5 separate regions of the Mus musculus genome follow, and regions 2, 3, 4 and 5 are each linked to region 1. Evidence: chromatin loops called from intact Hi-C (ENCODE). Cell type or tissue: left cerebral cortex. All regions are shown on one strand. Region 1 has its middle 5.1 kb from the start of Mir138-1. Region 2 has its middle 38 kb from the start of Gm35454. Region 3 has its middle 43 kb from the start of 9530059O14Rik. Region 4 has its middle 16 kb from the start of Gm35454. Region 5 overlaps Ano10 (anoctamin 10).

What was found. Hi-C counts contacts between places; a loop is a spot of excess contacts. Peaks named below come from ENCODE experiments on the same cell type or tissue, not always from the same donor. Only the 100,000 strongest peaks of a DNase experiment are listed, where the experiment ranks them.
Region 2: it touches region 1 in a loop (6-fold over the local background); 4 of 42 quality-filtered maps call a loop at or near these places.
Region 3: it touches region 1 in a loop (9-fold over the local background); 22 of 42 quality-filtered maps call a loop at or near these places.
Region 4: it touches region 1 in a loop (8-fold over the local background); 12 of 42 quality-filtered maps call a loop at or near these places.
Region 5: it touches region 1 in a loop (2.3-fold over the local background); 3 of 42 quality-filtered maps call a loop at or near these places.

Annotation. Positions count from the first base shown.
Region 1 is chr9:122,685,441-122,690,440 of GRCm38, reverse strand. No RefSeq gene overlaps it. Among named protein-coding and RNA genes, the nearest start is that of Mir138-1, 5.1 kb to the right of the region's middle. In left cerebral cortex, a CTCF peak has its summit at 3,061 (motif pointing right); a DNase peak (open chromatin) is centred at 3,070; H3K27ac peaks cover 448 bases.
Region 2 is chr9:122,474,018-122,479,017 of GRCm38, reverse strand. No RefSeq gene overlaps it. Among named protein-coding and RNA genes, the nearest start is that of Gm35454, 38 kb to the right of the region's middle. In left cerebral cortex, a CTCF peak has its summit at 2,569 (motif pointing left); DNase peaks (open chromatin) are centred at 2,550 and 3,438.
Region 3 is chr9:122,613,146-122,618,145 of GRCm38, reverse strand. No RefSeq gene overlaps it. Among named protein-coding and RNA genes, the nearest start is that of 9530059O14Rik, 43 kb to the right of the region's middle. In left cerebral cortex, a CTCF peak has its summit at 2,636 (motif pointing left); DNase peaks (open chromatin) are centred at 179 and 2,653; H3K27ac peaks cover 129 bases.
Region 4 is chr9:122,419,210-122,424,209 of GRCm38, reverse strand. No RefSeq gene overlaps it. Among named protein-coding and RNA genes, the nearest start is that of Gm35454, 16 kb to the left of the region's middle. In left cerebral cortex, CTCF peaks have their summits at 856 (motif pointing right) and 2,919 (motif pointing left); DNase peaks (open chromatin) are centred at 2,901, 3,226, 3,902, 3,961 and 3 more places; H3K27ac peaks cover 664 bases.
Region 5 is chr9:122,244,770-122,249,769 of GRCm38, reverse strand. The region is part of intron 11 of Ano10 (anoctamin 10); the gene reads left to right. Among named protein-coding and RNA genes, the nearest start is that of Mir8106, 27 kb to the left of the region's middle. In left cerebral cortex, CTCF peaks have their summits at 1,354 and 1,944 (motif pointing left); DNase peaks (open chromatin) are centred at 1,367, 1,631, 1,938 and 4,846.

The DNA of each region.
Region 1 (5,000 bases):
AGCTGAGCTAACATGCAGATAGCCTATGAGTCTCCCATGAGAATTATACACATTTGGCAGGCTGGGTATCTAGCATTCCAGCATCGACAGTAGAGGAACCCAGGACTGTTCACAGTACAGTCTTGCACCAGACATCAGCTGTATCCTAAGCCCTACTGTGTGACCTTTGGGGTGCACCCATGCAACAAAGTAGATAGTGAATCCTGCCCCGGGAAACTCAATGTCCGGTGGGAGGAGACCAGACCACAGGTGACTTTTGTGGGCCCAAATGACCTTCCCTCCAAAAAGGGATGATTGGGGGTTGTTTTCATTTTTATTTTTTCTCACTTTCAGCATGCTGGCCCCAAGCCCCAGGTTTCAACTTGGAGACAGTTAGGAACCTTTGAAATTACTCATGTCTACATAGCCGGGGATAGGTGGCAGGAACTGATTACAGAGTGTGAGCAGAATGCCTTTTAGGTAGTTGATCAGCACACCTCTGGGGGCATGATAGCCCAGCTATGGGACCTAAACCTGGTCCTCACATAAACGCTAGGAAGAATTTGCTCGCCTTCCCAGGGGGTGCTGGGTTCTGAGATGACACAAATGTTTAGCACATGGTAAATTCCACCAGGGTCCTGAGGGCATTGTCTTTGTCCTAGATCGTGAAAAACTCTGGTTCTGGGAACAAAGGGCTAGGCTGTATGGCCAGGGCAGGTTTCTTACCATTCCTGATCCACCTCTTGGCTGCTGGATGCCTAGCGAGTGCCAGAGGTCTGCCAGTCTCTGCCTCTCATCTGCTGGGACTACAAGGACATGCTGCTCCGACCACCTTTTTTTATGTGGATGCTGGGGATCAAACTCTGTTCCTCATGCTTGTATAGCGAGCACTCTACCGACCGAGCGCCGTTCCCAGCCTTTTCATTCCAATGCCTTTAAAAATAGCATTTCAGACGCCATGCGACACCGCTTCGGGGGGTTTTTTGTTAAGGAGAGAGAGGGAACAGCAGGTCAGACTTTTAATTTTTCCTCTAATTTTCCACTGAAAATCAGAATTATGGTGAACACCTCGGACTTCAATTCTGTCTCCAAGGCCCACAGGCTCTTCCCTCATCATTAGCAATACGTGCAGTTTCCTGGATTGTGACAGGATGTAGAATACAGCTTCCTCCTGGTCTGATTATCAGTGCACATGATGGAAAAGCTCAGAACTCTCGGTCTGAATTACTGTGGTTTTCTTAGGGAAAAATGTACTTGCCTGGGTCAGTATCTACCAAGAGGCTATGGCTTAGGTCTGGAAGGTCTTTGCCTCTCTGGTTTATCCAGAATGTATGAGGTCATCCACGAGGTGAACATAAAGGCTATCTATAACTACCACCAAGGTAAACAAGGACGATTACACACTCATTCTGAGGTCAGAGAGGCACAAGATTTAACTGTCAACACCACCTAGTGTTTGGTTGTCAGCCCAGAGGCCGATTTTTCTGTGATACCATAGACACGAGTGCTCTGTGCTGGACATGCCAGCCTCTCTGTTTCATACTTGTTCATGAAAGAGAGGTCAAATCAAAGGCAGGGCCTAGAGAAGCATTGGAGAAGGCAGAAGGTTCATGACTCTGAAGTGGTAAGCAGCCACTTCGGCCCCCCGGGGAGGTCTCGGTCTCAAGATCCTCTTCTTAAAACGAGGCTGCTGCGGACTCGGAGTAGAGCGCGCGAAGCCTTTGCAGTGTGCCGTGTATGAAGACAGCTAAGGCTTTGCATTGGTACCTGCAGCCTCCCTGTGGCAGGGATCAGACGTGACCTGAGCATCTTTGTTCAGAACATAAGAGGAGTCAGGACTCCACAGCCCAGGGCACCTGGAGTTTCAGAAACTGCTACTTAGTATTCAGTGAAAGCCATAAGCATCTCACATGGCTGCAGACTGTGGGCCAGGGAGCTTCTCAAACCATTTTCTTGACTCACTCCTTTCCAACATGGTCCCGACGGCTTGGTTTGGAATGTGTGTGTGTGTGTGTGTGTGTGTGTGTGTGTGTGTGTGTGTGTTTTACAGGTATGCATTACCGTATCTCAGATTTTCTTTTTCTTCCTATCAGTGTGCTGTGGAACTCCCTGGAGTGCTTGCCAATGCTCAGCACAACTGGGGTATGACTGGTCAATTGCATGCCCAGTAAGTTCCCAGGGGTGCTGAGGTTGGGGGTTCCAGCAACAAATTAGAAAAACACTATTTGATATTCAGTATTACAAGGAAACCTCCTTTCTGAATCCAGTTTTCCCCAAAAGTACTGACCAAGGCCAGCAGAACAGTCCGAAAGAATAAGACACTGGGTATTGAAGTGTGTGTGTGTGTGTGTGTGTGTGTGCGTGTGCGTGTGCGTGTGCGTGTGCGTGTGCGTGTGCGTGTGCGTGTGAGTGTGGATGTGGATGTGGATGTGGATGTGAGTGTGTCTGTGCATTCGTGTGTGCATGCTACAAGCCCACTGTGCCCACAGCTTTTTGTGGTCAGCAGTGGACCACTCTTAGAGAATCTGCTTTTTGGAGTTGGGCTATAAACATAAGGCCTCACAGTAGTTGTGATACAGAGAGCCTAAACTTACCACTTCCTGGGGAGATCATACGTAGGAAGAGCAGGGGAGAGAGAAGGGAAATCGGCTGGGGGTGGTGGTGGTGGTGATAGGGCAACTTCTAGTACTTGCCAGAGATCTGGGATGGGGAGAGGTCCCAGAAGGACTAAGGGGGCGACTCTAGCTGAGATATCTAGGAATGGGAAATATGGATCCTGAAGTGGCCACTTCCTACAGCCAGGCAAGACTCCCAGTGGAAGGATAAGGACAGCAATCCACTCACAAAACCTTCAACCTCAAATGTGCCCTGCCCACAAGATGTGCAGGGACCAAGATAGAGCAGAGATGGAGGTATTGTCAACCAATGGTTGCCTGAAATTGAGACCCACCCCATGGGCAAGAATCAGTCTCCAACACTATTAATGATACTCTGTTATGCTTGCAGACAGGAACCTAGCATAACTCCTCTGAGACGCCACCCAGCAGCCAATGGAAAGAGATGCAGAGACTCACAACCAAACAGTAGATGGAGCTCGGGAGTAAGAAGTTGGTAGAAGAGCTGGGAAAATGACTGAGGGACCCTAAGAGGACAGGGACTCCACAGGAAGACCAACAGAGTCAACTAACCTGGACCCTTGGAGGCTCCCAGAGACTGAACCACCAACCAAAGAGCGAGCACAGGCTGGACCTAGGCCCATTATATCAGACGAGCAGCTTGGTTTTCATAGAGATCCCCCAACATAGCAGGGATTCCCTGAGCCTGCTGCCTGCCTGCCTGCCTGCCTGCCTGTGGATCCTGCTAAATGGACAGCCTTGTCTGGCCTCAGTGGGAGAGGATGAACCTAGTCCCATAGCAACTTGATATACAGGGGTAGGATGGGGTGGGGTTGACACTCAGAGGGTGGAATAGGGGAGGACTTGTATGAGGGGCACAGGGAGGAGAGGAAAGGCTGATATTGGGTTGTAAAGTGAATAAATAAATTTAATTAAAAAAAAAACAACAACAACAACAAACCTTACCACTTCCTGTGGCACAGGCTGCTAAGAGAAGGCTACAAAAAGCAGGGCTGTACAGTCTTGTTTCTTTCCCACGGGTGTTATCAAATCCTCCTAAGTGGAGGGTCTAGAATGTTCTGGAGCAGGGACTGATGTTCTCAGTGAGTCACAATGCACTTTGGAATGAAAGACACACGATGGGCAGACATGTGTGGCTTGGAGTGGTGCTCTGGTGGAGTTGTGAACTGAGAAGAGAACCCAGAACTGTGCTCCACACCCCAAACACCGAGTTCCAAGTAGGCCCTCATCAGAATTTGCAGCTTCAGCCTTTGAAGGTCATATATAAACCTCAAAAGATCTTTCTGGTATCACGCCAAATTCAAATCGACATTCTTCTAGGCCTTAAAGGATTCCCTCATTTTCTCAGGATGTGACCTCATTCCATATTTTACAAGGTTTTAAATCATGTCCCATCACCAAAGCCCTTCAAACAAGGTTAAAACCTGTTATAAAGGACTGTGTGGTTGTTGGTGGTGGGGCACCTAGTTAAAGACACTAGGGTAGAAGGTTCTGAGAATACGGAGGGCTTTCCTGGGTCCCTGGGAGTGACCAAGCTCCTCTGCATCATAACACGGTGGCTCAGGAGACAGACTTCAGGGCCTAGGTTTGAACAGCAGGGACACTGGTGACCAATGACATGGATGTTACCCTGGTGGCACTTTCTGTTAGCGTGGGTCTACAGCCCACCCGATAGAAAAAATGGAGGAACCAAGGCAGCACCTGGCAGAAGATCTGCTCTACTGGTAGCTGTTGCTGCAACACTGCCAAAAGGAAATAAAAGATGCAGGACTCAATAAAGAGCAAGGGATGCTCAGGGGGGATGCCGGGAGGACATTCAGGGAGGATGCTCAGGGAGGATGCTCAGGGAGGACATTCAGGGAGGACGTTCAGGGAGGATGCTCACAGCATGGGCACACTCGCCCATTCATTTAGCAGACTTATTCTCAGTGCCAGTGAGCAGGGACAAGGCTGTAACAGTCAATGAGCAGAAGCCCTGCCCCCAGGCAAAGACGAACCCTGCCATGGAAGGCAGAAGGGCGGAAGCAATGAAGGCTCCAAGCATAGGGAATGCATCCTGCCATGTTCGTGGACTGGCAACTACCTGTTCTTCTTAAACTGGGAAACTAGAGCTCTCTGAAGTATCTATGAAACCACCAATCAGGCATCAGTCATGGGAGGATGGGCTGGGAGTATCCTGAAGCCTGGGCACCGGGGAGGGCAGGGGGATCTCGGAAGAGAACAGAAGGATGGGAAGGGAGAGGATTGGGAGAGAAGGATCTATACCCATCGCCAGGCCTTCTACAGGGAGGGCAAGGTCAGGTCCTTATAGTAGCTCAGCCCCATGGGGGGCTTACGTGGTCTGAATGTGTGTTTTGAGAAGATGATTATGAGCATGCAGAAAAT
Region 2 (5,000 bases), 210 kb after region 1:
ATGGACCTGCCGCCAGTGCCATGATGGTGTGTGATGTTGCCACCCTGGCACACACATGAACCCTGGAATAATTCTGTAAAAGGAGGAGTCCTCGTATCAAAATTCTTTCTCTCCAGTGCTCAGAGCATGAACATTTTCTGCTGTCTTTGGAAATTTTTCTGCAACCAACTCAAAGGAGATAAGACCCAAGGGCTCACTATTGCCTGCCATGTCAGAGAACATGGTGGAATTAACCTTGGCTGCAGCAAGCCTGGATAGGGGTCAGCTGCATCTGCAAAGCCAGCCCTTGCTATTATTAAACATCAGAGTAGACACTTGAATTTGGACTGCCTTGTTGTAAATTATTCTCTTTTCTCTAAATGGCATTTCCTTGCACAGGGGAGGAGCCACACCTGAGATGTGATATTCGGGATAGGTCTTCTCTAAGGTGACACCTAACAGGCAGGGTTAAGTGTCAGACCCCTGTACATAACTTGAAGCCTGAAACACACTGGTGGAGAAAGGTCTCCTTGCCATGGAGGCCCCTCCCTGACTGGCCTGTGGGTGATGCCCCCCGAGCACATTCTCCTCCTCTGTGTGGAAGCCAGTGGCTGCTGCTGGCTGGGGTATTGTCTGCTGAGAAGCAGGGAACCAAGAGGCAGCAGTGTTTATCGATCTAGTAATCGACTCTTGTGCTTCCGGATAGATTATCTTCCCGGAGTCTTAGCCAGCAGCATCCAGCTGCTAATGCGATGCCAGGCAGCAGGTTCTGAGCTTGGAGGCTGCACAGGCTCTGGAGACTGGCAGTCAAGGTGAAGTTCACATGCACATGGTCCACCTTGGGCCACATTTGACTGGCCAAAGAACCGGCCAGATGAGACAAAACTTGTAGTCTCACAAGCTCACTGTTTAAAAGTAACTCTGTAGAACATGCATTGGAGGCTCCGGGTGACTGGGATTTGGCTCTATAGCACAGGCACTATGGTGGGTAGCCAGAGGAGGGTGTTTCCTCAGACCCAAGAGTTAAGGCTGCATGGCAGGAACACAGTCTGATACAGTTTTTCAGGGAACAGATTTAACCACGTCCTTGTTCAGAAACCCATTCAGCTGAGCATGCTTTGAGGTCATTACCATCCAAGGTCACACTGTTCCTGAGGGCAACCACTCTCAACCATTGATGCATAGAGGCCACACCAGTCCAATCTTCCATAGAGAACCTTCCGGGATGTTCTTCAACCCTGAGTCCCATGGAACCAAACACTCTGTGCTCATGCTGGCATTCATCTCTTCACCCTTCAGGGGTTGTTTCCAAGAGCATGACCTAAAGATGCCACACACAGCACCATAGGGCCCAGGTGGCCTGATGACTCTTGGCCTGTCTGAGAGAAGTTGCAGAGGTAAGCATCAGTCACCCCAAAATATCTTCAATGCATACTCTTACCTGACTTTTTAAACAGCGAGGAATCAGCTGTTGACATTCCTGTCTGGCTGCCTGCCTCTCTATCATAGGGCAGATGTATATCCATCCATCTTTCCTTCCATCCATCCATCCATCTATTAAATTGCTAATCAAGCATATAATAGGTACATATAGATGATAAGTAGAAAGATATAAATACAGGTAAAGGACTGATAAATAATAGATAATTGATAGTTATTAATAGATACCTGTAGATATGTGATAAAATAGATTGATGTAGATATATCTCTCTATATAGATATATAGATAATTGATAGATGACTGGTAGATAATAGAGATTGATAAATGAGATGTGGATAATAGACAATATATAGATGACTGATAGATGACAAGTAGAAGTTAGGTAGATGCATAGACAGAGAGACAGATATCACCTTCGGGCAGGGGTGCAGCTTAGCATGGCTCACATTGATTGACCATCAGCACTCCTCCTCTCCCACTCTGCTCTGCATTCTGTGGGCTCTGTGGCTTCCTTCTCTCCTGTTGCCCACTAGCCCTATCTTCTCTCCTGGGTTCCATTTACAGATCAGTTAGGGTCCCTTGAGGAAGAATAAGATGCCAATTATTTGAGCAAAAAGAAATTCATACAAAGAAGTGTTGCTAGGCCTGGCGGCAGGCACCTGTGGTCCCGAGTGCTCCGGAGCTCCAGCAGCAGCATGGCCTGAGCCTAAGAATTTGAGATCATCCTTGTAAAGAGTTAACTGTGTAAGAACAAGACAGAAGATTCTAAGGGAAAACAGAAGCAGCCACTGTAGGAAGCTGTCTCTACTTCCAGGGCTGGGGGAATTAATCAAAGAACTAAGATTGTCACAGTGCCTAGACGATTTGGAGGGAGGGACCTGGTACAGCATGGTCCCAGATATCTGGAAGGAGCGGAGCATGGCCTCTTCTGCAGAGAGGGTGCTGGCACAGCATAGGCCAAAGAGCCACATCTGAGAAACAGATGATGGAGACATTGCTCGTGGGTCCAGCAGCTGCTAAGCAGCTGCTGCAGTTGGGAGGGAAAAGGAGCCCAGGCAGGGGCAGCTGGCTCTCTGAGGAGAGACTGCCCTGGAGTACCTGCTTTCTGCTTGGCCTTCCATTCTTCTTAGCACCCCCTGGTGGTCAGAACAACAGGGTGTTGCTGACAGGAGAGAATCCTTGCTTTGCAGAGTCCCTGGCCAGTACCACAAAGAGTGATTCATAAATTCAAGGTCAGACACAAAGGGTCACCAAGGTGATAAGACCCAGAGAGACCTGTGATAGAGGAAGAAGGACTGTATGTGGCTCTTCGTTCTTTGAGAGCTCAGGCCTGGAGTAGACATGCCTCCTTGGGGACAGATTTGAGGTTGGATGTGAAGGAGACACGAGAGCAGGGATATGGAATGGAGCCTTCCTTCCAGGGGTGGGACCGGATAACAGGCAGTGGAATGGATATCACGCTCCCAGAAGAAACAACCTCTGAAGGAACTGTCTACCATTTGCCAGACCCATTGGAACCCTAGAGGTGAACAGAGCTCAAGGTGTGCCTCATGGGTCAACAAGGGCACTGGGGGCAGATGGGCAAAGATTGTCTTTCCTACTCTGGAGCTAAGGAGACTGAGGTCGAAGGATCAGCAAGCAGAGACGTCAGCTAGTGTGCCACAAGTACTCAGGAGAGCTATGGACGATGCCTGGCTCATTTATAGATAACAATGTCATGTCAAGTCATCACAAGACTGGACACTCCAGATAATGGGCCAAGGGTGATATTAGGGGAATCCTGAACTCAGCACCAACGCTATCCAGTTATCTGGCCCCAGTGAGGAAGATGAGAAGGCAGTTTGGTTTCTGTGGAGTCAGAAACACAGACAGGCCTCAACCCCTATAGAACAATCAGACTCTATCTATCGTCAGACTAGCTCTCCATGCACAGGACTCAGGCCTGGGAACCCAAGGGTGTGAGCAGGTTGAGTCCTGTAATGGGTTGCTAATTGTTCTGATTGCAGCTCTGGGTAGAGTGTTTCTGGAACTGCAGAGATCTGACAGGGGAGGAAATACCAGCAGAACATTCTGGATGAATAATTCAGTGTGCTGAAATGGGAAATGAGAAAGTTTGCTTTCCACTAAACTCAAATTTGAAAAGAAGAAAAAGGAAATAGGCAAGCTGAACTGAGAGTGTGGTCTCCTCACACTCAGACCTCAGTGTGCACTCTCCCCACACTCAGACCCAAGTGTGCACTCTCCCCACACTCAGACCGGAGTCTGCACTCTCCTCACACTCAGGCCTGAGTGTGCATTCTCCCCACACTCAGACCTCAAGTGTGCACTCTCCCCACACTCCCCACACTGGGACCTCAGTGTGCACTCTCCCCACACTCAGACCCGAGTCTGCACTCTCCTCACACTCAGGCCTGAGTGTGCATTCTCCCCACACTCCCCACACTCAGCCCCAAGTTTGCACTCTCCCCACACTCAGGCCTGAGTGTGTACTCTTCCCACACTCAGACCCTAGTGTGCAGTCTCCCCACACCCAGACTCTTTCTTGCATCATAAAGCACTGATTCACAGTTTACTCATGCTGATGTATGAACACAAGCTAGCATGGGAAAATACCTTCTGGTCACCTTCTTGTCCATAAATTTGATTCCACAGCTCCTTAATTCCCCTTCATATGTTCATTCTACAGATATTATTTGGGCAGCTCCAGCAGCCAAGCATAGCACGGGGTTAGAGGTTCTGTAGTGGGGAGAAGCTCTATATTGTTCCCATGGGGTGCACTGAGGGGCTAGTGTTCAGGTATTAGTGTAAGTGACACACATCAGTGTCTTCTTCTGTTGCTGTGACAAAATACTGACAAAAGCAGTTCCAAGTGGACATGGGTTACTCCAGCCACAGCTCAAGGGTGCATCCATCATGCCGGAAGTCAAGGCAGCGGGATCCTGAAGGAGCTGTCACATCACATCCACAATCAGGAAGCAAAAAGGAATGAACTAAGGCGAGTGCCCAACTCCTACGTCCATATGTTTATATAGTTCAGGATCCCCAGCCTGGAGAATGGTCCCATACCAAGTAACCAAGAAAATCCCCCTCCCAGATAAAGCCAGAGCCCCATCTCCCAAGTGACTCTAGAATCTGTCAAGCTGACAATATCTAACCATCACAACAACAACCTACGGTTTTCTCTTTTTCTTTTTCTTCTTCTTTTTTTGGCAATGCTTGGGATTGAACCCACGGCCTCACACTAGGCATGGTCCACTTCTGAGCTGCATCCCAAACCCAATAGTCTACAGTTTGAGATACATTCTCTGTGGGAAAAGGGCTCAGCCAGAAAGATAAATACTCTATGTAGAGCAAAAAAATCAAACACAGGGAACAGGTTACTTCCAAGACGCCTGGGATGACGAAGGAATCTGGAAATTATCAACAGCAGGTGTCACTTCACAGAAGAGCCAGAGAGGTGTGGTCAGAGTACAGACTTGAAGCCAGGAAAAGAGGAGCCCGTGGTGAAGATTGGGCCATGGAACAAAGGCATGGCAAGTGTGAGAGGAAGACACAGAAAGCCAGCTGTGGTGCCCCAAGA
Region 3 (5,000 bases), 72 kb after region 1:
ACCCTGTCCTGCCCTGGTGGAGGCAATTTGTAGGGACTTAGAGCTTTGCTCCCCACTAGGAGACCTCCATTGTTTCTGGTTTTACTGGAATCTACGGATACTCAAGGCACCATACCTCACATGTCAGTGTTACCTAATGCCTGTGTCTGGGGCGGGGGTGGAGGAACAGGTTTTTCTGAAGCAATCAGAATTCCTTTAATGGAGAACTTGGAGCTGGGAGAAGTAGGTCAGCACTTGGAGCAGCTGGTTATAGCTCAGCCAGGGAGCTCAAGACCCTGTGTGGCTGCGATGACTTCAGGTTCAGATCAAGTCTAGGGCCATCCAAAGCCTTATCTCAGTGTGTTTCCTGATACTGGGAACAGAGAATATTGCTGCGTCTATCAGAACTGAGGTGTGTGTGGAAACTGCCATTCTAACTGAAGGCTGCTGGGGCATTCGATTAAAAAAAAAAAATAGTGAGAGGAAAAAGGCTGGCTTTCTCGAGTCTTACTTAAGAGCTTAGAAGCTACCACCTTTACAAACAACCTGTTCATACTATCTTTTTCTCACACACAAACTGAGAAAACTGGAAAATAGGAGCTATAGAACCCTGCTCAGGAGAGAACTCGGGTGGTGTGGTGCTTGCCGTGCATGCGCGAGGGCCTGAGTTTGGATCTCCAGTCCATGTAAAAAGCTGCACATGATGGCTCACAATCCTTGTGCTGAAGAGGCAGAAATGGGAGGCTCCTTGGCTCCTGCTGGCTACAAAATCTTACTGGACCCATGACTATGAACTCCAGGCTCATTGAGGAATCCTGTCTCAAAAAAATAAGGCAGAGAGTGACTGAAGAAGACACCCAACATTGACCAATAGCCTTCATATAAAAGCACACACATGTGTATATATCCCCCTCCCATGTGCCCAATACATACATGCATGAAGTGTGCTGCATACACACATACCTCTTAACACAATAACATGAGAAGCCAAAAATATGTATATGTATAAAAAAAGGTATTTAAAACAGGAGACAAATTTTAATAATGGGCCTTCGCATTGACTGTGTGCTCAGTCCTTTCCTTAGACAGAACAATGTTGATGACATTATGTCTCTTTAGAAGGTTCTTCAGTTTATCAGACAGAGCTAACAATAGACATCGAATGTGACATCTCACATCCCGGACTTCTGCAGGAAGTGATTCGAGTCACATAAGCACACAGGCTTAGAGGAAAATCACCGCACACTCGGAAAATCACCGCACACTCGGAAAATCACCGCACACTCACGCATACAACTGAGGGCTCTCAGTGTTCTTATCCATTCGCCTTCTCTAGATTGATAATGACTGGCTAAGGAAGCTTGTGTAGTTGTGTACTTGTCTGGATCTTTGTTTTAAGGACATTATCTCAATAGGAGAGAGAGAGAGAGAGAGAGAGAGCACTGTTGTTCCTCCCCAGATATCCAGACATGTGCATATGTGAATGCTATACTGGGCACATACAGCAACATACTAACAGACTAAGTTCATCACTATCAGTTGTGAAAGCATGGATAATTGTCTGTCAGTCTGCATCTTTCCTCCCCACAGTGAGTTATCTTCTGTTTGAACAGCTAGGAAAGGAAAGTGTCCAACACAATATGGCTGGTGCTAACTTGCTGCCTGGGAAGTTTCTAAGACAGGGGTTCCAAGAGCCCCAAACACTTTTTCCACTGGCATAAAGAATTTATCAGTCATCACTTAGGAAACCCAGAGCCAGATATCACCAACAAGACCAAATTCTACCTTGGGCTAAAGGACTCTCCACAGGCCTCAGGGTAGCTGAGACATGGGACCTCAGCATGGCAGATCAAAGAATGAAGCATTTCCCACTATTTTTTTGGGGGGGGGGTGTTTAGCTACAAGATGGCTAAATAGACAAGTTTTAAGGGTTCATTTTCTGTTAGAAATATACAACTGTAAATTGAAGAGTGTCATTAATAATAGCACAGGATTTCAATGTTCCCATGAAAATCTGATATCAATCAGGACACCAGGAAAGTCAAAATATCTCACAGTCAATAAGAAGTGTGCAGACTCTGTGCAGGTCTTGGTTTCATTCAAACAGGTTCTAAGTGGCCTGAAGAACCCCTTCAAGTTCAAATCAAGTAAAAATTAATATATAATTAACCTCAAGTTAATTCAATCACAACACAAAATCTCACAAAAATGTTTCTCAACTCCATTTTCACATGCATCAGGTAGGGACTCTAAAATGTCAGAGATCTCCAGCTCAAATGTAACACCCAAGTGTTAGCAGACTGCAGGACAACACGGGTGAGCGGCTGCCACAGATGTCAGAGGTCCAGGTGTAAGAGTGTATGCCCAGTGATTCATGTTATAGATAAATCTGGCTTTGCAGAGGCTCCCTTTAGCATATTCTCTGCTAGAAATGACATCACTGCACCAGCAAAGCAGAGAGGTGACTGGGAGGTCACTTCAGGGTGCTCTCCTGAGCAAGCTGCGGAAGACTGGGGAAGAACCCTAACCCCACCAGGCAGAAAGTTCCACGAGGAGGAGGGAGAAGGGAGGAAGGAGTGACCTGTAGCAGGGCCACTGGCTATTCGCTACATTGGGCACACAGCCATGGGGCCCCTGCTCTGCTCTAGGCTGCCCCCTTCTGGGCACTAAGAAGTATGGCATATGCCTTAGATCCTCTTCAATCCCAGCCTGACTTTCATTGCTGTCTTTTCACCTCTCCAGTTGTGCTAAGGAGGGTGCATGGACCATTACAGTCCTCTCACAACGATGGGCTTCTCCTGAGTTTGTAGACAACTTGATCAGAATTTGTTAACTTGTTGCCTGGTCATCAAACACTAGCCTGTGAGTCAGCTTTATACAGATGGTCTGAAGGGAAGTGATGGTCTAACCCTAGGGCCACACTGTCCCAGCCAAACTCTCCAAGGAACAAATGGGAAACAGGAAGAGAGACAGGCAGAGCTTAGTTCCCTCTCAACTGATGCAAGGCGGAGCCAAAACTCAGCAGGTGTGATGGAAATTCTAAATCTCCCGCAGGAATGTGGGCTGTGCTTGCAGAATGGCCTTGGCCAGCAACTCATGCAGCCCTGCTTCCTAGGTATGGTAGGCTCTACTTCAGAGGTCAGGGGTAGGCTGCAACTGCTGCCTTTCAAGGTTTTAGTGTGCAACTCATTATTCCCAGTTGAATCTTTCTTCTTGTTGTGTTTATACACTACTAATCCCTTCCCTCTGTGAAACAGCTCAGGCCTTTATCCCTTTCAGCATCTCAGTATGGATTGGCTTCTAGGCTCCCATAGGAAAGCTTCAATCAGTTCTTTGTTACACGGTGGGAAATACCTTCCACCACCCCTTCAACAGGGTTCCTACTGCACATGCCAGAACTCTGCTTAAATCATTGGTACTCTGGGGGAGGAGGGAGTCTCCTTTAAGACACCTTTCCTACCCCAAAGTCATAAAGACACATGTGTTTTCCTTCTAAACGTTTTAAAACATGCCTTACATTTAGTCTGGGATGTAGTCTGGAAATTTTTTTTTTTTTTTTCCGAAACAGGTTTTTTCTGTATAGCCCTGGCTGTCCTGGAACTCACTCTGTAGACCAGGCTGGCCTTGAACTCAAAAATCCGCCTACCTCTGCCTCCTAAGTGCTGGGATTAAAGGGGTGTGCCGCCACTGCCTGCTGTAGTCTGGATTTTTTTTTTTTTAATGTCACATTTGAGAACCATATCCAAATTTATAGTTAGCTCCCTGTATGAAAAGGTAAAGCAAAACAAACAAATAAACAAACAAAACCCAAACCGAAACAGTAGCAAATCCCAGGCATCCAGCAGGGAATTCTGAGCTGGCTTCCTTTGCCAACTGCTTGACAGTGCCTGCACCCCCCCTTCCCTGCCCCCCCCCCCCCCCCCCCGCCTCGAAAGCTTCGGAGGTGCGACTCTGCAAATGCTTTCTTCTAACACTATGTAACTCAGGGTCCTCGATAGCTCAAGCTGGCCTTGAGCTCCTGGTCATCCCCCTGCCTCTGTCTCATCAGTGCTGAGACTACAGGTGTGCCCACCAGAACCATTTATGCCAAACTAGACTCTCTGCAGGCTAGGCAAGCACTTTATACCAGTTCCACACCAAGTTTGTGAATACCGTTATTGAAACTGTATCGAAGTGATATGCTAATTTGGGGGAAGCTGCACCCCCCCCCCATTTACAGTATTAGTTTGTTTTTATTTAAATATTCTTTCTTCAGAGGAAACTTCACAGCTCTCTGCGCTCTGGTTCCTTCGCTATTAGATTTATTTCTGTTTCTCACTTTCCAGCTAATGGAATCCTTCAAACTTCATTTTCTACTTAGAAGTCACTCGTGCTTAAGAATGTTACCAAACTAGTCTCTGTCAAAATTCCCAGATGCACGGAATGCTTCTAATTATGTAGATTATCTGGGATTTTCCAGATAGACTGCCATATGGGTTTCAGAAAGTTGAAATTTCTCTCCTTTTCAACCCTTCTAATTTCTTTGTTAAGTCGCAGATCCTGGCCCTTCAGGATGCAGGAATCGGTGTCGGGGCTGCATTTCTTACATATTACTTACTGACCAAGATGTTTACTTTAACTTCTTGATAAATATCCTTTATTCGTGCTTGCTGGTAATTTTTTTTAAATTGAGAATGAATGTAAATTTCTGTAAGAAATCATTTCATTCATTCATTGAAACATGTTAGCACGTGACTGAGGTCAATTTACATTAGCTTTTTATGTAGAGCCGCCATGTGTTTCCTAGGCTTCTCCTGGGCTTTGCTAATAGATTTCTGCATTCAGCTGACTGGTAGGCCATTTAGAATTCCATTGCCAACTTCTGTCTCAGAGCCGTCACATTCGTATGTGTGTATTTGTGTGTGTATATATGTACGTGTGTGTATATATATATGTATGTGTGTGTGTACTATACATACATATATACCATACACACACACATACATATAGAGTCAGACATTTTCAGAAGTTTTTAGTTACAA
Region 4 (5,000 bases), 270 kb after region 1:
CACACACAACTCTCCCAACTAAGCCACATCCCCTAGCCTACCTTATGAGGCTTTAACAAATACTCCACAGAAGAAACTCATCCCCCAAATAAAGAGCTTCAATACAGAAGAGTGACTTAAACCACCCAGCTTCCCTCTCCTGCAGCCCTTTGTGGTAATGAAGCTCATCAGATAAAAGTGCTGCTGCCCTCGATGAAGCCAATTGTTCTCAAAAGTCGAAACCCTAAGTATGAAAACCCATGTGCTTGCACAACTGTCAGACCTAGAATCTGCATCCCCAGAGCCCATGTACATGCTGGCTGGATGTGGTAGCCCATCTGTAATTCCAGCCTCTGAAGGTGGAGGCAGGGGATTCCCCCAGAGCAAGCTGTCTATGCAGACCAGCTATGTCAACAAAGCCCTGGGTTTGACTGAGAGACCCCGCCTCAAAGAATCAGAAGGGAGACATGTATTGACGATTCCTGACATCAGCCCGGGATCCCACATGCACATGCGTACACATACATGCACATGTGTGCAGATACATGTGCACAGGTGGAAAGGCATATACATACACATCACACACACAAAAAGGAGGGTTCCTCTCAAAGTGTGGACATTAAAAGGCGCTACTGGAATCTTGTCCTTACTGCTTAACACATGAGCAGACCCAGCAGGTCATATTACCTAAATCCCAGTTTTCTTTTAGTCAATGGCCTTCAGACAACAGACCTTAAGAAAAGTCAGAGAGCTGTGTACCTACGATGGGAACACTTTTCTGCTTGTATATTACACTTTATTTAAATGTTTCATTTTTAGTTTTCATTACATGTATATGTATGAACAGGTACACAAGGATGCAGTGCCTGAGGAGGCCAGAAGAGGGCGTTGGATTCCGGAGAGCTGGAGTTGCAGGCAGGTGTAGACTGCTCATCTTGGGCACTGGAACCCCACTTGGGTCCTCTGCAGGAGTCAACTCCCCGGCTCTGATATTAAGCTTTAGCAAGCTCATTCTTGAGACTGGGGTGTGACTCGCCTACTTGCCTGGCATATACAGAGCCCGAGTGTCATTTCTCTAGAAATGAAAAATTAAGATACTAAGTCTGTTTTCCTTTCACCTGCCATCCACACAGTTAACCCTCCTTCAGATCTGCCCGTGCCTCAGTGTGCTGCAAGAGTCAAATGGGCCGATTGCCTTGAGAACAATCTCTAAGCCACCGCCGCCGAGAGTCAGGAGAGGACAGCCATCACCATGGAACCGTCAGCCGCATCCACCCACCCACACCATCCGAACTGGGGCTGGCAAAGGCAGTGTGACAACATCCCGAGAAGATTCTGGAAGAAGGTGTTTCCACTCCACACCAGCTGGGCCACTGAGACGATTATCCTCGTCCCAAGTCTATCTACTTACAAGGTAGGCACAATGACCTTCACTCCACCTGGTAAATGCCCACAAGATGCTAACTGAGCCTTCTGTCATAAACGCCAGATCTGTGAATACCGCCCCCAGCCCTGCATCTAGCCGATCCCAAGGCCTGTGCTCCGAGGGGCTGGGCTGGAGTCTGCTTGCCCACACTGGCGATTGTGTCCTGAAGCTGAGCAAGAAGTGGGGGAAAGCAGCAAGTGAGGGTCCTTCTGGGGCTCCAGTCTCTCCTTGTCTAGAGTCACAGACCCCCCTCTTTCTTCATTAAGGTGCTTTTCTTCCCAAAACCCCCAATGTGAAATCAAAAGCAACAGGTTCAAGAGAGCAGGTGCTAGAGTGAGGACAGAGGCAAGAGGCTGGTCCATGCTGGGAGCATCTTTTCCAGCTCTGGGTGGGGTGGGGATGTCGTGATACTGCCAGAGTCACAGAGACAGAGCTCAGTGTCCAGGATTTGTCTTTCTCAGTGTGAGTGAAGAGAGGCCGTGTGAGGAAACCAGGCTCAATCGCTTTTCCTCTCCCACCACCCAGTCCAGGTAACAGCAGAGTGCTTCACACAGCCTCAGAGAATGCATCATGCTTCCCTGAATGGCCACCCCAGCCAGCTCCTTTTCCTCTACCTGGATTCAGAAACAGGAGCTGCACCAACCTGGTGACGTGACGTCCGGGTGGGAAGGCGTGGGAGATAGAGCTCACAGTTTTCCCGGTCCTGATATATAGGCCACCCCACACCCCCACCCCATTCCCTGGTGACTCACTCCACCTCTCTGTTGCAGTCTGATGAACAACTTGAGCCATTAAGGAATGGAACAAATTACTAAATGGGAGACACAAAAGAAACCCAGGATAAATTATAAACGATGCTCTCTCTCTCTCTCTCTCCTCTCTCACTAAATCGTATCTTTACCTACTGAACTTGAAAAAGCAATAGACTACCATGGCAGAAGTACAGGGGTTTAAGAGGCCCTTTTCTGAGAACCCCAGGGAAGCCAGGGCACAGGAGCTAGGCTGCTTTCAGCAAGGTCTTGGAACTAATTCAGTGGCTTGAAGGTGGGTGCTGCAAAACATGCCTGACACCTGAAGGCTGAGTAGAACCTGCATTCAGATGCCACCTCTGTGAAGCACGACGGTGCATGTTATCTCTGTAGCTTGTAGCTACAGGTTAGTAGTTGCCGTGGTTATAGGCAGCAACACATAGCTGTGGAGTGTGTTGCCTTGGTGAGCCAGGTCACCTCTGTGGAACACATTACCTACCACTGAGCCACATCTATGTAGCTGTGACATTAGCCATCACACAGCCAAGGACACTAGGACCCTTGTTCCCCAGGCTAGAAGGAGACCTTGCCCTGATCTTGGCATTGATGGCTTCGTGCATGTATCTAAAACCTTGACCAATGGAAGGAGAAAGAAACATGGACCTTAGCTCAATGTTTGGAAGCTCTGACAGGGTGGGGAGCCAGGGAGCCTTGTCAGCATTAAGGAAATGGACGCAAGAAGAGGTCGCCCCCTGCTGGTCACAGCTGGGAAAGGCATATCAATAATCCTATTCCCGGCAGGGAGGGAGAGGGATTGCAGTGGTTATTGGGCAGGGCAGGCATCTGCTTGCTGCTTTGAGAGTCACCCGGCTGAGTCTGTGTGATCCTGCGTAATTCTTAAGCTACGGGTCAGGAAGTTTCAGACAAACAGCAGTGTTATTCTGGAACTGGGGGTGGGGAGGGGAGGAGGAAGGGAAGGATTTCCTAAGCAAAGTTTACAAATTGTGCAAATGTTCAGAAGTAGTGTCACCAATATCTTCCCTGCCTCCAAGGCACCAGCTGTGAGCCAAGACGAGAGCAGGGAGTGGAGAGGGGGAGGTGAGGGGCAGACTCTTACGTTATAGCAGCAAGTGACACTCCCAACAGAGTGGCCCTATGTGGGTGGGACCCATAGCCTCTACACCAAGCAAGGACCTTAATCTCATTTGACAGACGAGGAAATAGAGTCTCAGGGAGTGATCTGTCAAAGCAGGTTCTGAGTCAGGATTTTAACCATAGTCTAAGCACTATGCTTTATTCACATCACCTAGCTATCTCTGAGTCTGCGCCCATTGTATGTGAGGGGTGGGGGTCCTGGTGGCTCACTTGAAGCCAAAGTAGGCTTTCGTGATGCCCCCACAGTCTTGCTACACTGCCTTGGCTCCTCTGACGTTCAAATGGGGAGCAAGGTCAGATTTTTCCACATTCTCAGTATTCCGGCTCATCTTGTGCATTTGTATTCTGGGATTTGATCTCTCCTCACCCCTGCCTCTTGCTTAACTGTTCCCTAGATGAAATTTTAGTCTTAGCCAAAAGGGCACAGCTCCTAGTGAAGCCAGAAGTCAGAGCCTCCTCCCTTGCAGCCTCAGTGAGTTCCTTCACAGCCTTCACAGACAGCTTGCTGCCAACACCACCCTGGCCTGTCAGCAGAGCTCACTGGGACTCCACAAGCCACCCAAAGTGACACTGATCTTCACAGCTTTTCTGCATGCTCCCTTGTTCCCTTCCCTGCATGCATTAGAAAGTTAACAGGAGAACAAGAAGACTTAAGAAACCCCCCAGCCATCGTAATTAACATGCAGAATGCTTTTCTGGCAGTGCACAGGCTGTGGTAAATCGGGAAACTTCTTAGCACAACATATATTTAATCTGTGGCACTTGCTTTCACATGAAAGTCAATCAGATATTTTAAGGGAGCTAACGAGGACTCTCAGATTGAGCTACTAACAAACACAGGTGCAACAAACTCACCTGGATCTATTTTTCTAGGATTTTTAAAAAAAGATATGTCTCGCCCATGCCAAGCTGGTCTTGAACTCATGAAGTCAAGGATGACCTCGCATTTCCAATTCTGCATCCACCTCTGTCCCGGACACTGGGATTTCAGGTGTTCGCCACAACACCCAGGTTTCTGCAGCGCTGCAGGTGGAACCTAGGGCTTCGTGAACTCTAGCAACTGAACTACATCCCAGCCTTCCTGGAAATGTGTGCTAGGCACCAGGGAAGTGACCACTGTCTAGTAATGGAGTTTGCATGAGAATTTCCCAGTTTACTGTGGAACTCACATTCTGTAGGGGGAGAGGGAGTAGGCAAAGAAAAAAACAGGGAAACTAAGTAACAAAATTCCAGTTGTGTGAAGTGATAGGGAAGAAGGTTCGGGAAGTCGTTTGTGAGGAGTGACTGTTGAGGTAAGAATTGAAGCTTGAGGCAACAGAGGTGAGAGGGCCTGGGCACGCCCAGACAGGTGGACAGGAAGTGAGGTGAGAGGGACTGCCCAGACAGGTGGGCAGGAAGCCTCCAGCAGCATGTGTTGCTGAAGGGAACTTTCCAACAGATTATATTTCTATAATGAAAGGTTCCATTAGTTACAGGCCTGGGAGGGAAGGTTTGGTTGGTTGCTGGGGTGAGAAAAATAGCTCACTACAGGGGAAAAAAAAAAGCAAGCTGCACCTCACATCACAGATAAGTGGAAAGATCCAAGACCTCACAGCATGAAGGGCAACAGAAATCAGGAGCTAATCAGAAAAAAAGAGGGGGGACCCTAAGAGGATCATCACATAATCTGAACGCCACGAATCACAATCTCA
Region 5 (5,000 bases), 440 kb after region 1:
AGAAGGGATGAGAGTCCTGAGAGACACAGAAAGCTTGACAGTCGTTCTGTCTGCACAGCAGCACCGTTCCAAGCTGGAGGATGTGAGTGTGGCCATCTCTGTTTCTACCTTCCCTTCTCTGAGCTTTCATGGGCTCCATGTTGCTGCTTCCCTGGGTTGGATGCTCCTCTAATTGGATCCAGGGCCTGATGCTCCTGCCTTGGCTCGGGTGACCCTTGGCTCGGGGCAGCTCTGCAAACTGCCAGGCTCCAGTTGTTGGTACTCATACACCTGAGAGTTCCCTCCCCCTGGTTGGTAACTTAAGTATTTTTCTGTGTCAGTACAAAAATCAACCTTGGAAAAAATGTTAGATATAACATTACAGCAATAAAAAAAAAAGTAAGTTAACCAGTTTTACTGTAGCACTACTGAGACAGCTGTATGCCATATGGCCTCTCTGTAAATAAAAATGGAGCATTTAGAAATAAATTAGAAAACGTAGGTTTTGGTTGTGTGATCATGTCAGTTTATAAAGTCATGTTGAGATTCAGTTCAGAGTTAGAAGGTAACTGCTAGGCGACATGAATGTCAGTCAGCTCAGCCGTGCCAACCACTCTGTAATGTGTGTGCGATTCACACTGACCCGCAGCTGTGCACAGCTTTTGCTTGTCAGTTCTACTCAACGAAAAACTACCACTGGGTCAAACTACTTTAAAGAAAGGAAGTAATCCATTTTCTATAAAGTAAAATCATTAATTTATATCATTCCCTGTTTTCCCCTGAAGTTTTTGTTGCTGTTTGTTTCTTGGAGACAGGGTGCCATGAAGCCCAGGCTGTCCCCAAAGTGTCTGTGTAGCTGAGGATGCCCTGAACCATGACTGTCCTTTCTCTGTGTCTAGGTGCTGGGATTACAAGCGAGCTTCACCATCGGCTTTTATTAGCTTTTGAAAATGTCTATCTCACAGATAATACTGCATGTTTTACTTTAATGTATTTATTCATGGTCTCTAAGTAAAATTTTGCTCATCCAAAACGCCACAGCAAATTATAAAAAATACATAAATTATGTTTTAAATAAAAATTTAACATATTGATAGAAAGAAGCAATTTAAAATGTTACATTTCAAAGTCATTAGCATCTAAGTGTATTTATGTGATTAAGATTTGTCGCAGAACAAAGACCTTTTGGAAAACAGTCCCTGTGATAAACTCGGCTGTACTTGTCTCCTGGCCTCACACCTCCAACCCCAGATAACTTCCACACTTCTGCTTCTTTCTGATGCTTGGATTTCTTTAGAGTTGGATCCACTGCACCCTCCAAGCATGTCAGGACCAACAGTGAAAGCTGCTGTGGCGTCTGTGTGCTTACTGCCACCTAGCGCTGCCCTTAGAGACATGGCTCGTGACACGGCTTTGTGCAATAGATTTATCGGGGATGGACAGTAGACCTGAGCATGAGGGGAGAGCACACTGAATGTGACCGTTTTATGGGTTAAAGTTTGATATTGGAAATACCATGAACATCAGCCCACAGATCATGTTCCACAGTCCCCTGAGAAGCCACCTCATGCCTGAGACATCCTTTTGTCTCTGATGTTGTTTCCAGCCGAGGGCCACGCCTGTAAGTGCAGAGTCACAGTACCAGTGGAAACAGCAGTGGGCCACACAGTCCAAACTCCTGTGTGGAATGATGTCCCGTTATCTTGTGTATCAGTTATATCAGTCCGATATGCCAAATGCTAACCATTTAACCTCTAAATGCTAATCCTCGGAATGCTAACACTCTAAAGGCAAAAGTGAGCCAACAGTTTGTTGGGAGATTGACTGCATTTTAGGTTCTAGTGACTAGTGAATCCGTTGTCTCTGTTCATGCTTAATTACTAGTTTGAAAAATACCCCTTTAAAGCAGTTTCTTGTGGGTATGGGAGAAGTAAGTTATAGGATGCACTCGCCCCCTACTGGTTAGAAATGGAACTGCGGGTCATCTATGTAGTATGCTAAGAGAGGAGGACGGGTTTTTCCTAGTTTCAGTCATAATATAGTCAGCTCTCGGAAGACAGCTGTTCAGGATTTACTCACTTTAACTCTTTGTTGAATGTGTTGCCCCCTCTCTAGAGCAGGGTGGGCCACGATGTAGATTGCTGTGTCCTGTGGTTACTGTGGAGTCTGTCACTGAGCCACCACTTAGAGCACCCACCCTGTCCTCAGCGGGATCGAGGTGTGTCAGCCTGCCCTGCAGAGACAAGGGTTTGGAGTGAGCAGGGTTTGCTGCCACCTGTAACGGTGAGATCCGAGGGGGACTGCTTGTGTGAGAGAGTGAGCACAGAGTCCTTGTGACGGGAGACGGGTGTGATCTGACTGGTGTGACAGTGCCAGCCCTGTCACCATCAGTTCTTCACCAGGTCATCACAGCAGAGATGTCTGAGTCAGAGTGTAGCTGAGTGACCACCTAAGGCTCCCTTCTCTGAGCTCTGTGAATTTCTCCTTTCAGCATTAGTGCGAGTGCCCGTGCTGGCCATGGCGTGTCTCCCCAGCCCACGTCTTGATGGTTGACTGTGTCACAGTTTGCTCTCATATTAGTTTCCTGCTCCCCTTTCTTTTTCTTCCCTGCTGGGTTTGCTTCCACACCTCAGTCCAACCTTCCCTGCCCCGACTCACCCCTCCTTGTTGTTGGTTCTGACTCTGTCCAGGCCCTCAGCATTGGCTGGAGCCAGGGTCCCGCTGTTTCTCATCTGTGCTCTGCAGAGTGTCAGTTACGTGTCAGTCTTGTGTCAAACATTACATCACTAAGTGTGCTGTAGCTGTTCTCTGCTACTTCATGGGTTCTTTCGTCCACCCTTCTCTGCCCATTTTCCATTCCATCAACCCTAAACACTAGAGAAGAGAGAAAAAAAGAATAGGGAGGGAAGGAAAGAGGTACTTGAATAGTCAGGGGTCTGAAAGGGGAACTGTGTTATCATTAGACTACTTTTTGCTGATGAGGGGCATCGAGTTCCTTGTCGAAAGTTAGAACTTCGCAGTAAGAATATCTAATTATTTCCCTCCTTCTCTTCCCCTCTCCTTTTTTCTTCTTTCTTCTTTGTGGAAGGCTACTTAAACTGCAACCACCCCCAAACAAACAATCAGCAACCCACCCCGGCTCTCTGGACCCTAGCATTTATATACTCTCTGAAAAATTCCCAGAATTCCAAGCATTGCACCCCATGGGATGCAGCTGGCAGAATCACGCCTCTGCTAGAGCCTGAGGCAAATCATAATCAGCTGCTATGAAGAAACCCCATATCCCCAGACCTAGGATTAAAACAAAAACATATTCTTACAATGTTTCTGTTGTTTTTAAAGAACCCCAATTTCCAGATTTCTGACTATAGTATGCAGTTTAGCAGTTCTCACCTGGGCGCTTACAACCAGTCCCCACTAGGCTTGCTGTGTTCCAGCTGCCTCTTTTTGCCCCACAGTAATGCACAATAACTTTACTGACTGGATTTAGTGACACACACTCCTGGGTGTGTCTGTGAGTGTGTCTCCAGACATGGGATCGGGAGGGCCCTGCTGTAAACAGTAGGTTTGCAATGCAATGGCATTACTGGGCAGTGGTGAAAGGTTGGAGATGAGGCCAATTTAGTGCAGATAGGTTCCTGGAGTCACGTGATAGGTTGTTCTGGTTTCTTCCTGTGTGACCTTTCTCTCTGCTTCCTGTTCACCAAGAAGTAGAGAGTAGCTTCTACCTCATGTTCCTGCCGCCAGGCTGTTCTGCCCAAGCAAACGGAGTGAGGCAGCCATGAACTAAACCCTCTAAACCATGAGCCAAAGCAAAGCCCTGCTCCCTTAACCCCTTCACCTCAGGCGTGTTAACAGCCCCACGGAAGTGATGGCGCACCCACACTGTCTGCTCATGGTGCTGTTCTCCCGGGATGATATTCTAACCACGTCTGTCCTCTGTGATGGGAAAGGCTCTCAGTGGTTCCCCTTTGCCTTCCACCTGCCCTGGTTCCTGCTCTACCATAGGACACCTGGTGCCCTTTGTGCAGCTAGCAGGACGCTCACACAACTGTCTAATCTCCATTGTTTCCTCTCCAAGATGGAGCTCCCCAGGCCTGCTCAAGGACCAAAGCTCCCCAGGGGCTGACAGGCGTGTGCCAAGTCACTTCATGAATGGTTTCTAGTGATGAAACAGTTCTTACTAAGAATTTGTACAAGGGCAAATAAATCACAGGGTTTTTTTCCTCCCTCCGTGTTCTTTGTGATAGTTATCTGAGAAAGAATTTCAGAGTGGTAATTGGTAAGCTTGCTGACTGTACTTTTTGGAAGAATATTAAGAAAACCTCTAGGCAAAAATCTTAAAATTCTATTATTTGTAAGAATACCCTGTAAATTTAGAACATGTTTAGTGGAGCTGGAGAGATGGCTCAGAGGTTAAGATCACATCACTATTGCAGAGGATCCAAGTGCAGCTCCCAGCACCCGCACTGGACAGCCCTGGGACACCTCTGCTTGTTTTGATAAATTGAAGTACCTGCAGAAGGATTAGCTACTTGGAATTTGCCAGCTGACGCTGTCCTTTTCAGAAATGCAGATCATTGTGGTTGGCTTTATTAAACTCTGATAATTTAATTGCAAGCTTGGCCAGGAAGAGCCAACAGTCAACTGTTCATGGTGTCCACTTCCCAGGGGGGTTGTTGTTGTTGTTTGTTTGTTTTTGTTTTTTGTCTTACATGTGTTGGGTTCTAGCTCTTCTATTTGTGTCCTTTTGGATGGAATCATGAGCTAGATTTTCCCCTAACATTTGTGCTTTGGTTTTGAGTCAGGGTTGTGAGCTAGCCCACAGGTGTGAGTCACCACACCCAGCCCGTCTTCCTACTTCTGTTTTTTTTATCCTTGCTGGTCATTTTTTATGTTTTCTAGTCTTACTCTAGGCTGCCCCCATCTTCAGTTTTTTATCCAGTTAAAATGCTCTGTGTTCTGTGGTTGGCTTAAAGGCAGGCAGGGCGGGTTCTTCCATCAGATGCATATTTATTTTA